Linked DNA regions of Mus musculus: region 1 is linked to region 2. A link is a contact called in ENCODE POLR2A ChIA-PET data. All regions are on one chromosome and are shown on one strand. Each heading gives the region's core, a stretch centred on a gene start or an enhancer-like site at or near the end of the contact. The rest is flanking DNA. Distances are from core to core; before and after follow the strand shown.

What was found. ChIA-PET counts read pairs that join two places held with the same protein, here RNA polymerase II (POLR2A).
Region 1: POLR2A ChIA-PET joins it to region 2 with 16 read pairs in embryonic stem cell. The contact joins the promoter of Ccdc85b here to the promoter of Gal3st3 in region 2. POLR2A ChIA-PET finds 5 or more read pairs at or near these places in 4 of 5 experiments (Patski and embryonic stem cell).

The regions. Positions count from the first base shown.
Region 1 is chr19:5,451,958-5,459,639 of GRCm38, forward strand. It overlaps Ccdc85b (coiled-coil domain containing 85B), which reads right to left and starts at 5,606. Exons shown (of 1, transcript NM_198616.4): 1 at 1,206-5,606. The coding sequence starts at 5,440. The coding sequence ends at 4,832. It overlaps Fosl1 (fos-like antigen 1), which reads left to right. Exons shown (of 4, transcript NM_010235.2): 3 at 2,456-2,563; 4 at 2,935-3,981. The coding sequence ends at 3,351.
Region 2 is chr19:5,296,660-5,303,930 of GRCm38, forward strand. Gal3st3 (galactose-3-O-sulfotransferase 3) reads left to right here and starts at 1,672. Exons shown (of 3, transcript NM_001024717.2): 1 at 1,672-1,841; 2 at 5,777-6,012. The coding sequence starts at 5,888.

The DNA.
Region 1 (7,682 bases), core at 4,356-6,855, 160 kb after region 2:
CTCCTTAGAGGATCCGGGTTCCAATCTCAGCACCCACGTGGCAACTCACTGTCCACAACGTCCCCCAAAGGTTCTGATGCCCTCTTCTGGCCTCCACCAGCACTGAATGCACAAGGTGCTCATACAAACACACAGGCAAAATACTCAGAGGTAAATTTGTTCTTTTTTTTCTTTTGAGACAGGGTTTCTCTGTATAGCCCTGGCTGTCCTAGAACTCACTCTACAGACCAGGCTGGCCTCAAACTCACAGAGGCATCTGCCTGCCTCCCAAGTGTTGGGACCAAAGATGTATGCCATCACTATAAGCCTTTTTTTTTTTTGTAAATTTTATTTATGAATGAGTGCTTCCATGTATACCTTCATGCCAGGAGAGGGCATCAGATCCTATTATAGGTGGTTGTGAGCCACCGTGTGTGGCTGGGATTTGAACTCAGGACCTCTGAAAGAGGAGCTCTTAACTGCTAAAACATCTCTCTAGCCCCAGTCTACATATTTTAAATCTTTTTTTAAGATTGATTTATTTATTATACATAAGTACATTGTAGCTGTCTTCAGACACTCCAGAAGAGGGCGTCAGATCTTGTTATGGATGATTGTGAGCCACCATGTGGTTGCTGGGATTTGAACTCAGGACCTTTGGAAGAGTAGTCAATGCTCTTACCCGCTGAGCCATCTCACCAGCCCCTTTTTTAATCTTTAAAAAAAAAAGGGGGGGGGCCTGGAGAGATGGCTCAGCCGTTAAGAGCACTGAATGCTTTTCCAGAGGTCCTGAGTTCAATTCCCAACAACCACATGGTAGCTCACAACCATCTGTAATGGGATCCAATGCCCTCTTCTGGTGTATCTGAAGACAGCAAGGGTCTACTCACATATGTTAAATAAATAAATAAAAATTTAAAAGCCAGGTGGTGTTGGTTCAGACAGCAGATCTCTGTTTAAGGCCAGCCTGGTCTGATCTACAAACCAAGTTCCAGGACAGCCAGGGCTACACAGAGAAACCCTCTAAAAAACCAATCTATGTAGGGGGTGCTGGTGAAATGGCTCCGTGGGTAAAGGTACTTGCTGCGAAATTAATGACCTGAGTTCAATCCTTGAAATCCACACAGTAGAAGGAGAGAACCAACCTCCAAGGGTGCTATGACACACACACACACACACACACACACACACACACACACACACACACACACACGACTATATATATGAATATATGACTCTAGCCAGGCATAGTGTGGCACATGCCTTTAATCACAGTACTTGGGAGGCAGAGGCAGGTGAAGTTTGAGGCCAGCCTACAGAGTGAATTCCATGACAGCTAGAACTATGAAGATGAACCCTGTCTTTAAAAACAACAGCAACATAAAGAATCTATGTAGGGAAGCTGGAAGGGATGCTGATACAGTCTGCAATCCTATTACTCTAGAGGTGGAAGCCAAAGAATCAGGGGTTTCAGGCCGGTCTTGCCTATACACTGAGCTAAAGGCCAGCCTGGGACACATGAGACTTTGTCTCTTTTAAAAAGACAAAACAAGGGGGTTGGTTAGATGGCTCAGTGGGTAAGAGCACCCAACTGCTCTTCTGCAGGTCCGAAGTTCAAATCCCAGCAACCACATGGTGGCTCACAACCATCTGTAACGAAATCTGAGTCCCTCTTCTGGAGTGTCTGAAAACAACTACAGTGTACTTACATATAATAAAAATAAATAAATCTTAAAAAAAAAAAAAAAAGACAAAACAAGCCAGATGAGGTCTGTGAGTTCCAGGCCAGCCTGGTCTATAAATCAAGTTCAAGGCCAGGCAGGGCTACTCAGAGATTCTGTCTAAAATACAAAGAAACAAAACTACAAAAAGCAGAAAAAGGAATCTACGAAAGGGCTGGTGAAGGGGTGTAACTCAGTGGTAGAGCATTTGCCGAGCTAGCATGTACCAAGCCATGGGTTTGATCCCTAGCACTAAGCAAAAGAAAAGTCCTACAAAGGGCTTTGTTGGCATAGTAGATTGATTCCCAGTAGCTTTTGGCACTCAAGAGCACCTTCTACAATTCACAGCTCCTGGGGGAAGAAATCCCATCTTCCACAGATGAGGAGGCTGAGAGTCCTGTGAAAAGAGATAATCATGTCTCATACACTCAGGAGAGAAGGCTACTTCTGCCTGAGAAATGAAAAGGCTTCCTGGGGTCCCAACATCTTAGTCCAGTCCTAAGATGCGGAAGGGAGGAAGATCAAAGTTTACAGAGAGGGAAAGCATTTCAGGAAAGAAACCAGCAGTAAAGCTAGGTGTGTGTGAGCTGGAAATGTCACCAATGAGATGACAAGCGTCCGGTACAGAGAAGCAACTGTGGAGTGTTGGGTGGTGGCACCTAGACTACAGACTGAAGGAAAGCTGGATGACCAGCTCAGGGCAGCTGGTGGCTCAGAGTCAGCCTCATTGTCTCCCTTCTTCTATCCCAACCTAGATCAGCCCAGAGGAGGAAGAGCGCCGCAGGGTGAGACGCGAGCGGAACAAGCTAGCAGCTGCTAAGTGCAGAAACCGAAGAAAGGAGCTGACAGACTTCCTGCAGGCGGTGAGCATCATCCCCAGGCCCGGACCCACAGAGCCCCAAGAGGGGTCTCGGCTCCCAAGAACACAAAAGACCCAAAATTACTCCTCAGGACTCTGTCATCCTCCCTGCCTGTGGGGAAGTCCTGGAAAAAGGATAAGGGAAAGTGGCTTAAATATTGTTTGTCGGGCTTCGAGGCAGAGTCGAAGATGGTAGGCAGCAATTCTCCTAAGATGCCCCCGTCTGATGGGAGTCATGGCCATTTTCTCCCAGAGGCTCACGGGAGGGAGTTGCAGTCCAGACTTGTTGGGGATGACAGGCACAGTCCCTACTCCAGCCTGAGGCTTGGGGATCTTTAGCCTTCATTTTCCTATCTTTCTGCTAATCCTGTAAAGGAGACCGACAAATTGGAGGATGAGAAATCGGGGCTGCAGCGAGAGATTGAAGAGCTGCAGAAGCAGAAGGAACGCCTTGAGCTGGTGCTGGAAGCCCATCGCCCCATCTGCAAAATCCCAGAAGGAGACAAGAAGGACCCAGGTGGTTCTGGCAGCACCAGCGGTGCTAGCAGCCCACCAGCCCCCGGCCGCCCAGTGCCTTGCATCTCCCTTTCTCCAGGACCCGTACTTGAACCGGAAGCACTGCATACCCCCACGCTCATGACCACACCCTCTCTGACTCCTTTTACTCCGAGTCTGGTTTTCACCTATCCTAGCACACCAGAACCTTGCTCCTCCGCTCACCGAAAGAGTAGCAGCAGCAGTGGCGACCCCTCCTCCGACCCCCTGGGCTCTCCTACACTCCTGGCTTTGTGAGGCACCCAGCCACATCCCTTGCTGGTGCTACTCCAAGCCATCCCCTTTCTCCCATTGATCCAGCAGGCCTGGACCATACCCTTGCCCCAAACCAGCAGATCTTTTATCTCTTCCGACTAGAACAAACACATTATGCTTTGATGTAGAGCCAGCTTGGAGGGGATCCCCAAAGCTGCTCACTGTTTTTCTAGAGCTGGCCTATCATAATTTGCACAAAATTAGAGGAAAATATGTTCCCTCTGCCAGAGAACGCCTGGCAGCCCAGACTTTGTAGATCCCCAGGGGTCCTTTGACACCCTTACCCCTTGCAGACCACTTTCCCACACCACGTCACTTTCTTCATGTTATCCAGCCTACTCTACACCTAGACAGAAGGTGCCCTTTGACTAGCCTAGAACACTAACTCACACAGCATCAACAGCCAGCAGCACCGGACATCCTGCAGGCTCCTCCTGAATGGCACAACGCAGGAGGCGCCAGGGGCTTCTGTGAGGAGCGGAGCTGCACTCCCTAGCTCTGAGAAGCGCTTAGCTTCAGGGTATCCGAGCCTCCACCGCAAGGGCAGCTGCTATTTATTTTCCTAAAGAGACTATTTTTATACAAACCTTCCAAAATGGAATAAAAGGCTTGAAGCTCTAGTCTGGGTTGTCATGTTGGATCCAGAGGCTAAAGGAGACCATTTGGAACAGGAGTTCCAGGTTCCAGTCTCAGCATTGACCTTGAAGAAACTACCATATGTTTTTGGACTTCCATATTCTCACCTGAAGAATGGGGCGACCCTCTGCTCTTCCTTGTCTCCTATACTGAGAGACTAAGAATGCTCTGGAGTGCAAGCAAAGAAGATTATCAATTATTTTCCCCATGGGAACCCACACTGCTCCTGTCTTAAGGACTGGGGGGGGGGCAGGGAAGGCCGGTGGTATATCCTTCCACCATCCATGCAGGCGGTTCAGTGGGCTTTAGGCCCCCAACACCTGCTTCCTGTCCCATTGTTTTAGACAGGAAGGAGCCTGGAAGGGAGCTGGAGCCACTACAGCGGCCGGATTTCAGCCTGTCTTGGCGCCCATCGGGGGAGTTAGTGGTCTACCACCGTCTCAAATCCCACCCCAATCCCAGGTAATAGGGAGTCAGCCCTAGCTCTGCAGTTCCTCCGGATGAGAACTGCACTGCATCTCTGGGTTTACGCCCTCTTCCCAACCCCGGCGAGTTCTAGACACAAGCTGGCCAGGCTTCGGGCTCTGCTTCCTTCCCAGTTTATTAGTCCCCACCCAACCACACAGCAAGTCCCTCCACTTCAGCCTCCATTTCCCCTGCTGCTCTGCCAGCAAGAGCAAGGAGCCCTCCTCAGTGCCAGGGCTTTTCCAGTCCATTCCAGCGCCCTGGTGCTCAGCCGAAGCTACGACCAGGTCTGGAGGTCCACAGCATTCCCCGAGCTCAGGGAGCAATCCAGGCAGGCATTGGCGTGGAAAATGCGGCGCCCTCAGTCATCAGGGGAGCAGGCTAGGGGCAACTGATCCGGGCTGCCCACACTGCCAGTGCTGGAACTTCCATCGCCTAGGTCGCGGGGCCCGCACGGTGGCAGGGCGAGCTCGGGTGTGGGCCCAGCACCTGAGCCCACTGCGCCGCCGGGGCCACCGCGGGGGCCCCACTCTTCGCCCAGTGCTAAGCAAAGCTCCTTAAGGGCCAGATTTTCCCGCAGCAGCTCCTCCTGGCGGCCTTCCAGCTCCGCTAGCTTCTGCCAACAGCCACCCAGGTCCTCGCGCACCGCCCGGGATGCTTGGGTCCCAAAGAGCTGCCACTGGCGCGCCGCACGCCGTCCTCGTTGGCGCTCCGAGTCCAGAAAGCAGCAGAGGTCGCGCAGCTCCCGGTTCTCCGCCTGCAGGCGCCGGTTGAGCTGTTTGAGCTCACGGATCTCGCCCAGGTGACCCTGCAGCTGCCGATTCACCTCCTGCATCAGGCGGCCGCGCTGCACTAGCGCTGCCAGGCGCGCCGCCTCCTCCCGCCGCAGGCGCCGCACCAGCTCCTCCTTACCCAGCGCCGCCATCTCCTCGTCCGTCAGCTCCTCCAGGCCGCCTGCTTCGGCCTCCATAGTTGATCAGGCAGCTGCAGCATCGCCCGCCCACGGCCGAGGCTCTGGAGCCCCTCCTCGGGCCGGTTGCCTCTCAGGCTCCGACCCGGGCTCTGGCTCCGAGGACCGTAGGCAGTGGAAGAGGCAGCGTAGGCTGCAGCAGCTACCCTGGGGTGGGCACGAGGCAGGGCGCGCGCCGGGGCGGGGCCTCGTGATGTTGCCCAAGAACAGCCAATCCAGAAAGTCTCCCAGGAAGGGGCGGAGCCTAAGCCTGTAGCTCTCTTTTCTCGCCCACTCCGGACCTGGGTGTCACGACCCTCAAACAGTAGAGACCTTCTCTCTCCTTTCCTTCTATGGTCATCTCAGCGGGACTTGAAGGCGTTACAGGACTCCATGTTCCAAAATCCCTCGAGCACTTTTTGAGAAATGATATTCAGGTGTCTGCCTTTGACTCCTTCCCACTCCGCAACAGAAGCTAAACAGATGGCTTACCAGGCTCTTCTTCCTTTCCGAGAACTATGAAGCATCACTCCCTCGCAGCTACTCCGAATCTAGAGTCAAAGGTCCTGGCCCATTCCCAACCCTCCCTCCCTTCCTCCCAGGGACCGTTTCCTGCCTGCAGGATGGGCCATCCAAAGGATTTGTTTGTTTAATAAACCTTTGTTGTGTGAAAGGTCCGTGTAGAAATACGCTTAACAATAATCCTGTACTTGATCAAAAAGGTCAAAATCTGACAGAAGAAGCCAAGGCTACACAGAGAAACCCTGTCTTGCAGAGAGAGAGAGCGAGAGCGAGAGAGCGAGAGAGAGAGAGAGAGAGAGAGAGAGAATCTTTTGGGGAAGAGAGAGAGGGCAGGCACAGAAGCTCACGTTGAGCATATGGCTCAATGACAACGCACTTACCTAGCATGTGGAAGGCCCTGGTTTATTCTTGGACCATAAAAAAAGGATGTGATACAGAAGTAGTCTCTGAGATCCCCAAAATATTTCCCAAAGAGGAAATACCTGAGGGGCCATTAAAGATGCATAAGATGCCAGCAGGGAGTTCCAGGACAGATAGGACTATGTAGAGAGACCCTGTCATCAAAACACAAAATACAAGACTGCCAAGAGAGAAAGAGTATGTGAAAGAAGCAAGAAGTGTGGGAAGAGTCACTGCTGCCCTGGAGAGTCTAGCTCCTTTAGGATTAAGCGAGGCTAGTTCTGAGAGTCTGGTAAGCGTGGGTATATGGGAAGTGGTAAGATGAGGAGGCTTTGAAGAGCAGGGTATATTGGTGGCTCCTATCCTGCAATCCCAGTGCTTGAGAGGTTGAAGTTGGAAAGGGAAGTAGACTTCAATGGCGGATAGATGTCGAGTTCTTAAGGACCTGCAGTTCTGGGCTAGAGGCTTGACAAAGGCCAGGTAGAATTTTAAAGAGGGAAATAACATTTCAAAATGTTTTGAGACAGGGTATGTAATCCTGGAGAGCCTGAAAGTAGACCAGGTTGGCCTCCAATTCACGGAGATTCTCTGGCCTCTGTGTAGGAATTACAAGCATGAACCACCACAGTCAAGAAAATATACATTTTAAAAAGACTTTTCTGAAGCCAGTTGTGTTGGTATTTGCCAGTAATCCCAGCACTTGGAAGGGAGCTGCAGGAGCCTCAGGAATTCAAGGTCATCCTCCCCACAGCAAATTCAAGACCTGATCTGTAGGAGACTTTGTCCCCAACTCTGTCCCCGCCAAAGAAGTCTCCACGTGTGCTGTGTGGGGTGGATTCTGGTGGCAGAGTGCACTGTAGATGAATAACACTGTGTCAGTGAACAGAGAGCTGTGCAGAACTAGGCTGGCACTGAGTCAGTGGGGCGGGGAGTAAGCCGCAGAGAGAGGCACTCAGCAGGCACATCAACAGCTCTGAATGCCTGAAGAGAGAAATTTGGGAGATAGCCCAGGTTTCTAGAACGAGATGGGTGCTGAGGCTGCCACGGAGATAAGAGTACAGGGAAACAGACTGGAGCTGAGAGGGATCTGTCTAGAAACCCTAAAATGTGCTCCGCCTAGGGACCAGAAGTGGAGTGGGAGACCTGGTCTTATAAACCAGGACCTCCTCCAGGACCTCCTCCCCCTGTCTCTAGGTAGCAACCCGCAAGTGCACTGAGATGAACTGGCTTTTGTAGAACTCATTTTCCCCCATTTTTCGAGACAGGATTTCTCTGTGTAGCCCTGGCTGTCCTGAAACTCACTCTGTAGACCAGGCTAACCTCCAATTCAGATATCTGCCTG
Region 2 (7,271 bases), core at 422-2,921:
ACCTCAGGACCTTTCTTGGGGCAAGACACCATGACCCTTGCCTGCCCAACATCCACCAATTTATTTTATCTCCTTCCCTCTCCTAGTTCTGCCGCTCTCAATGACAGCCTGTTTGGTTTGTGTGTGATGAATAAAGGAGAGGAACACAAATGGTCTCATTTCCCACCCACGCGCTTCAGATCTTTTCCTAGCCACCTCCGTTTCACCAGCTGTCCTCAAGGGAGGAGTAATTGGAAAGGAGGGGTGAGCAGGATGCAGGAAAGGTGGGGTCTGAGACAGACAGATAGAGTACAGCTGGTAAAAGCGGTTCTTGTTCCCTTCACCTATACCCAAATGGTGACTCTTCCCCATTGGGTTCTCATCACTACCCTACACTGGGATTGCAGACGGAACCAAAGCCGGAAAGGACAGAACTAAAGAATGAGCGGCGGTGGCTTTTCCTTGTGCTTGCCAGCTTACTCAGACAACCATTTTTAACCCAAAGGAAGTCTCTGCTCCCTGTAATCAGAGAGCCCCGGACAGGTCACCTGAGGCTGGAGGCCCCAGTATGCTCAGGCAGGACTCCAGAGGAGTCCAGGGGGAGGAAGAGGAGGAGGAGAAGGGCAGGGTCTCTAAGGCAAGATAAAAGAGCAGATGGGTCGGTAATATAACTAGGGCCAGAAAAGGACATACCAAACAGGATGATTTTTTTTTTTCATGATTGCCCTGGGATGCAGATAGGATACCAAACTCTGCAAAGAGAAAGACTGAAAGAAAACAGAAGCTGACATGCCCGTGTGCCCCTGCCTCTGAAGTCAGGATCCTTACATAATGCCCACTTATTGGCTGTGTGAGACCAGAAGGGACCAGTGCAGCCCTGTTAAAGTACCAGAGTTGGGTGGTTAACCTACCTGAAGATCCTTTCCTTGCCCAGAATAAAGGAGACAACATCCATGCCATCCCTAGAATCAACTGTGGTCTCATGGCATCTAATGTGGCTGTAGGGGGTGCCACTATTAGACACCCACCAGGAGCTCTTTCAATTAGAGCTGCTACAAGGAAACAGGTGCCCATTTCAGTGCTGAGAAGTGGCAGGACTCTTGACTCCTGTTGCCTCTTGACTCCAAGATGGAATAAAAGCAGAAACCAGAAATGAACTGGAGTTTCTGACTCCGAGTGCAAGGTGCCTTGGCAGAGACCCCAGATCAACAGCAGCTCTGGTCAGAACTGAGAACGCTGGAGTCCTGACCAGGCCTGGGTAAACTTCTAGGTTCTGCCTCAGGAGAGCTGGAGGGCAAACTGGAAGGGAAGGGGCCAGACAGGCGAGTAGAGGTGGGAAGTACGGGGGAAGAGAGAGAGGGAATATAGGAGACTCCTTGTGCACCTGAACCTCTAAGCCAACCACAAGAAGCGCCAGTGACCGACAGGACCCAGCCATGCCTCGGTTTTCGCTTCTGATGGACAATGGTGTTGAGCTCTTTCTACAAGATTGCAAGGGAAAGATACCTGTATCTAAAGATGCCAATACCAACAGGAGAACGCTCACCAGCAGCAGGCAAGCTACGCAGTCCCCCTCCTCTTGCTGCTTTTTCTTTTCCCCCTCCTCTGAGCCGCCAGGCCCCCGCCCCCGCCCCGCCCCCGGTGTGAGATGGGGGACGGGCGGCGGGTATAGCTGAGCTGAGCTGAGCTGAGCGGACAGACTCAGACGCTGCCACCTGATCCCATCCAGGCGCAGCAAAGCAAGCTATCGGCATTCTGCGTTCAGAGCCCCCGTTGCCCTAAGACCCGGCAGATTTCAGGACAAGGGGCACAGGGGGAGCGGAGGGTAGCCCTGACCCAAGTCGGAGACAGAGCCTGCCTGCGTGAGTACTGCAGTAGCCAGCCCGGGGCTGGAGGGAACAAGGGTGCACTGCAAAGAGGATGGGGGCCTGGGCAGTTGCAGAAGAGTATCTTCGGGGCCTTGTGCCAAGAGAGCTTGAGGGGGTGGCTCCGGACCCTCAGGAAGCTGGCAAGGGGTTGAATCTGGCCAATTGCTTATAGTGACCAGATCTCTGGATGAAATTGTGGGAATGTGGGGCGCGGTGGGGGTGGGAGTGGGTAGTAATGGAGAAAGGAGAATGAAGAGAATTAAGAGGCAGGGATGAAAGCGTGTAGGGGGTGGGATGACAGAGAGAGGAGACTCGGGAAACCTTGTGCAGGGAGCAGAAGGGATGGAAAGATATTCGATCTCCTAGGCTCTATTGTGCTTCCCACCCTCTCTGCCCTTTTCTGTTTGGGGACTTGCGTGACCTGAGATATGCCATGCCCCAAGACAGCTTAAGTCTCCACATCACTGAGAGGACAAGTCTCAGTGGTCAGGCCCGGGATCCACTCCTCCAAGAGCATCAGTATCAGTCCCGTAGCTCTGAGGGGAGAGTGAGAAAGATATCTTTTGGGATTAGGGTGGACATCTGGGTTAGCTTTCAAATCTCTGGCTGGCAATTCCATTTCTTCTTTGGTTCCCTGGAGAAAAGAAAGCAATTTACAAAACTGGGCAGCAGCCTGAGGTAGATTATTCTGACTAAAATTAGCACTGCTATTCTGATAAGGCTGGCACCCTGACCTGCTGGGTATGGTGAGGAGACCTCTTTCCAAAGAAAAGAATATGTGAAGCCTCTGTAGGCGGCACGCACACCAGCAGCGTGGGCACACCAGCAGCGTGGCCACCCATTTGCTTCAGCCTCAAGACCAGAGGGAAACTCAGCCCAGGGAACTCCTCCAGGCCCCCACTGCTAAGTCCTTCTATACAACAGGCATGGCCTGACCCAGGGAATGCAGGCCTACCTACTCTAGTAGCCAAATGTTACTCTCTATCTGGACCTGGGATGGTTTCTCTGGTTGGATGCCCACATATAGGACACAGAATTCTTGCTTTCAAATACCTGAATCTGTCATGAAGAAAAAAATCTGCCCTGTGCTCTGAAGAGTGACATAGCTACAACACAGAATAAGAAGCCAGGGCAAGAGCCGGGCAATGGTGGAGCATGCTTTTAATCCCAGCACTTGGGAGGTGGATTTCTGAGTTCAAGGCCAGCTTGGTCCTCAGAGTGAGTTCCAGGACAGCCAGGGCTATACAGAGAAACCTTGTCTCAAAAAAAAAAAAAAAAAAAAAAAAAAAAAAAAAGGAAAGGAAAGTGAAAAGAAAAAAGAAAAAGAAATAAGGGCAAGCTAAACCCAGGAATGGTCACAAAGTAGGGTGACTGGTCCTCACAGTCCCAGAATGGTCCCTGGAAGGAACTGTAGGCAAGAATGAACTAGGTTATATTGGGAGGGAATAAGCCAGAAGCCAAAATCCCTGGTGTTCCCAGCCTGGAAACTGGTACCTAGGGAATCCCCTTGCAGACCTTAGCAATCTTGTTGGCTCCCCAGTTCCAAGCCTTGGAGGCAATGGATAAAGCTGTTTGTAGAATAGATGGGATATCGAGACAGCAACCTCATTCTCTGAGGCTAGGAAAAGATCCACTGTAGCTCCCCTTACACTTGGCCTCCATGGCTGGGTCAGATTCCTCTAAGATACAGCGTAGTTTAAGCAAGTTTAAGAGGTAGAAAAAGACTTGTCCTCTAATTGTCTCTTGGAAAACCATCTGGTCACCAAGTTCTCCAAACAGGACTTGTGATAGAAACTTTGTGTCCTAAAAGGGCCAAGCCCTTGACTTCCTCCTGCTGGAGACCAATGTTCTATCTCAGAAATCCCCAAATTGGAAAGGACCTAGGCTGCCTCCCTGTGCCCTTGATTGCCTTCGGAGGCCAGGCCCTTTGCTCTCTGTGTTCCAAAATGATTATGTCTCACTGGCTGGTGGAAGAAACCAGATGTGACCTGGAGATAAGGGGAGTTGTAAACAAGACATCTTTCCACCTAAACAGGTTTAGATGTAATCTGGTATTAATAGGGAAGGGGGCACAAAAAAAGAGAAACTGGAAGCCACGCCTAGAGCCACAGAGTTACCTCACCCCTCCTGGGACCAGGTGTCCTGGTTCCTTACCCGTGCATATTCTCCTAAGGTTGCAAACCCTCCTCCCTTCAGAGGTAACAGTGTGAAGGCTAATGCTGAGTCTGAACCTGTACATACGCCCTAAGACAGACCCACCCTAGCCCGGGGGCAGGCACGGCTGCTGAAGCTAACTTTTCACCTGAACTGCCAACACATTCTTGCAAAGAAAGCAAGCCTGGCTCTTGCCTCTCTCTCCCTCCTCTTACCTAGAAGGCTCATCTCCTGCTGGGAATTCTCAGCAGAGCAATTTGTAGCCACTCTGCCCATCGCTCCTAGGCTAGTCTTGGCCAAGCACCTACACAGTCAGCTGATGAGCCACCTGCTTTTTACATGGGGATGGGATTCAGACAAGGATCCAGGGTTTCAAGTACTTCTTTCCCTGGTAGATTTAGTCCCAGGTCCTTAAGGCAGTGGAGACACAAGCTGGAGGGCTCGGTGCTCAGAAGTATGCAAAATTACCAGACCAGGCAGGGGTGGAAAGATAAAGTTTTCCGAAATTATTTTACATCTGTGAGTACGTGTTTTGCCTACGTGTATATCTGTGCATTGTGTGCATACCTTGTACCTCTGGCAGAGGCCGATCATCTGGAACTGGAGTTACAGAAAGTTGCAAGCCATCATGTGGGTGCTAAGAATCAAACCTGGATTCTCTGAAAGAACGACTTAAGATTCTCTTAAGTACTGAGCCATCTCTAGCTTGAAAAATCAGTTTTGAATGGGAACAGCTCATATAAAGTCTAAGAACAAGGACTTTGGAGACAGAAGAGTAGATTTGGCCAGATGTGGAGGCACACACCTTTTTTTTTTAATTGTTGTTGTTTTTAAATATTTATTTATTTATTATTATTTATACAAGTACACTGTAGCTGTCTTCAGACACACACCAGAAGAGTGCATCCGACCTCATTACAGACAGTTGTGAGACACGGTGTGGTTGCTGGGATTTGAACTCAGGACCTTTGGAGACCAGTCAGTGTCATCTCTCTGGTCTGGGGCGCACACCTTTAATCATAGCGTGTAGGAAGCAGAAGCAGGTGACCTCTGAGTGTGAGGTCAGCCTGGACCACGTAGCAAGTTTCAGGCCAGTCAGGCCAGTCTCACAAAAAATAGTGAGACTAATTGTTTTTTTAAGTAAGTAGATCTGAGTCAGCAGTCTGCTATCGCTGGCTGCGTGTCTATGAATAAATGACCGTTACCCTCAGCACCTCATTGCCATCCACTGCTTAGTGGGAAATGCTTGTGGTGTCCAACGTTAGTAATAATATATTAGGCCCACAGCACTAACTGGAGGCTGAAGGAGGTGAGGGCTTGGCTGTTTCTGAGGAGTTTACTCTCAGGGGACTCAGGACCACCCGTTGGCTCAAAGAGTCAGATAACAAGTCCTGGAAGAGAGAAAATCTTGGACTGGGACTTCTTGTGTCCTGAGCCACATGCTAGTGCTGAGGGAAGACTACTGTAGAGCTAGATTCAAATGGCTGTGAGACAAAGACAAGTTAGATACAGTCAGAGAGTTAAACACACAGGGCTCAAGAAACAGAATGGCTATAGTCTGAGTGCTGGACACATCCCAGACCTGTAATTCCACCCAAGACTAAGTTCTCCGGAAAGAGAGGAGATAGGGTCTTGGGGATAGGAGGTGGAATTCGATCTGCTCTGGCATCTCGGTTCACCCCACTCATTGAATCTTTCTTTTGCAGCAGTCCTGTTAAGCCTGGAGTCTTTTTCCTCTGGCCACTGCAAACCTGTCTGTTTCCTTGTTCTGGCAGGTTTTTCAGGAACACTGGCCCTGCTACCAGAGCCACAGGAACCCCCATGAGTGCTGGTGAAGGAAGCCCGGGATAATGAGGCCCTGGCTGGTCCAGGAGTGAACCCTCACCATGCCACCTATCCTCCAGCGCTTGCAGCAATCCACCAAGATGATGAGCCACAGGAAAATTCTGCTGTTGGTGCTAGGGTGCAGCACCGTAAGCCTCCTCATCCACCAGGGGTCGCAGCTCAGTTGGTAAGTGGTGGCCCTTAGTGAGGGGGGATGGCCCCACAGGAAGTACTGCAGGCCAAAGAAACCAAAAGGCTTCTTTGGGCTTCCCTCCTTTCCTGTAATCCACAAGTACTTTCCATTCTCTAGAGCAGTGGTTCTCAGCTGAGTCCCTTTAATACAGTTCCCCAGCCATAAAATTTTCATTGCTACTTTGTAACTATTTAGCTATTGTTATAAATCCTAATGTAAGCCGGGCATGGTGGGGCACGCCCTTAATCCCAGCACTTGGGAGGCAGAGGCAGGCGGATTTCTGAGTTCGAGGCCTGCCTGATCTACAAAGTGAGTTTCGGGACAGCCAGGGCTACAGAGAAACCCTGTCTTGAAAAACAAAACAAAACAAAATCCTAAAGTAAATATGTGTTTCCCAAAGGGTTAAGACCCACTAGTTGAGAACTGCTGCTTTAGAGCCAATAAACAAGGACAGGACTCCATGGGCAAGACTGAGTAAATTGCTCAATCACAGAATAAGTCAGTTAGTCAAGATCTGTATCTAGCCTTAGTCTTTCCTACAGCATCACCCTGGGTTGCTTTTGTTCTTTGGAGACAGGGTCTCATTTTGTAGCCCCTACTCCACCCCCTTTTCTTTTCTTTTCATGGTTTTTCTGCTTCCTGAGTGCCGAGATTAAAGGCCTGCACCACTTATATTCTGCTTCACCTCTGCCACTGGTTACCACCACTGGTACCCAACTTTGTAGCCTCTTTTAAAGCTCTCCTTTGCAACAAAAGGCTCCTCCTGAAACAATTTAGACCAGGCTGCTTCAAACAGTGTTGAGTTTAAAATTTTTAACAAGATTTATTTTATAGATGAGTACACTGTAGCTGTCTTCAGACACACCAGAAAAGGGCATCAGATCCCATTACACATGTTTGTGAGCCACCATGTGGTCGTTGGGAATTAATCTTAGGATGTTTGGAAGGGCAGTCAGTGCTCTTAACCACTGAGCCATCTCTCCAGCCCCAGTGCTGAGTTTAAAGGACTGCAATGCTACACCTACCTGTCCTGAGCTCCTGATCTCCCACTTCTGAGTGCTGGGACCACAGGTGTGCAGCACCACACCCACACACCAAGTTTTTGAAATGCTAGAAAGCAAACCTATTGCCTCAAGAGTGCTAGGCAAGCATTTTACCAACTGAGCTAAGTCCTAAGCCCCACAAACAACTTACTAGTCCACTACTTGGGATACAGTCCTTCATTTCTGAGCTCATGTCCTCAGGTGTGACCC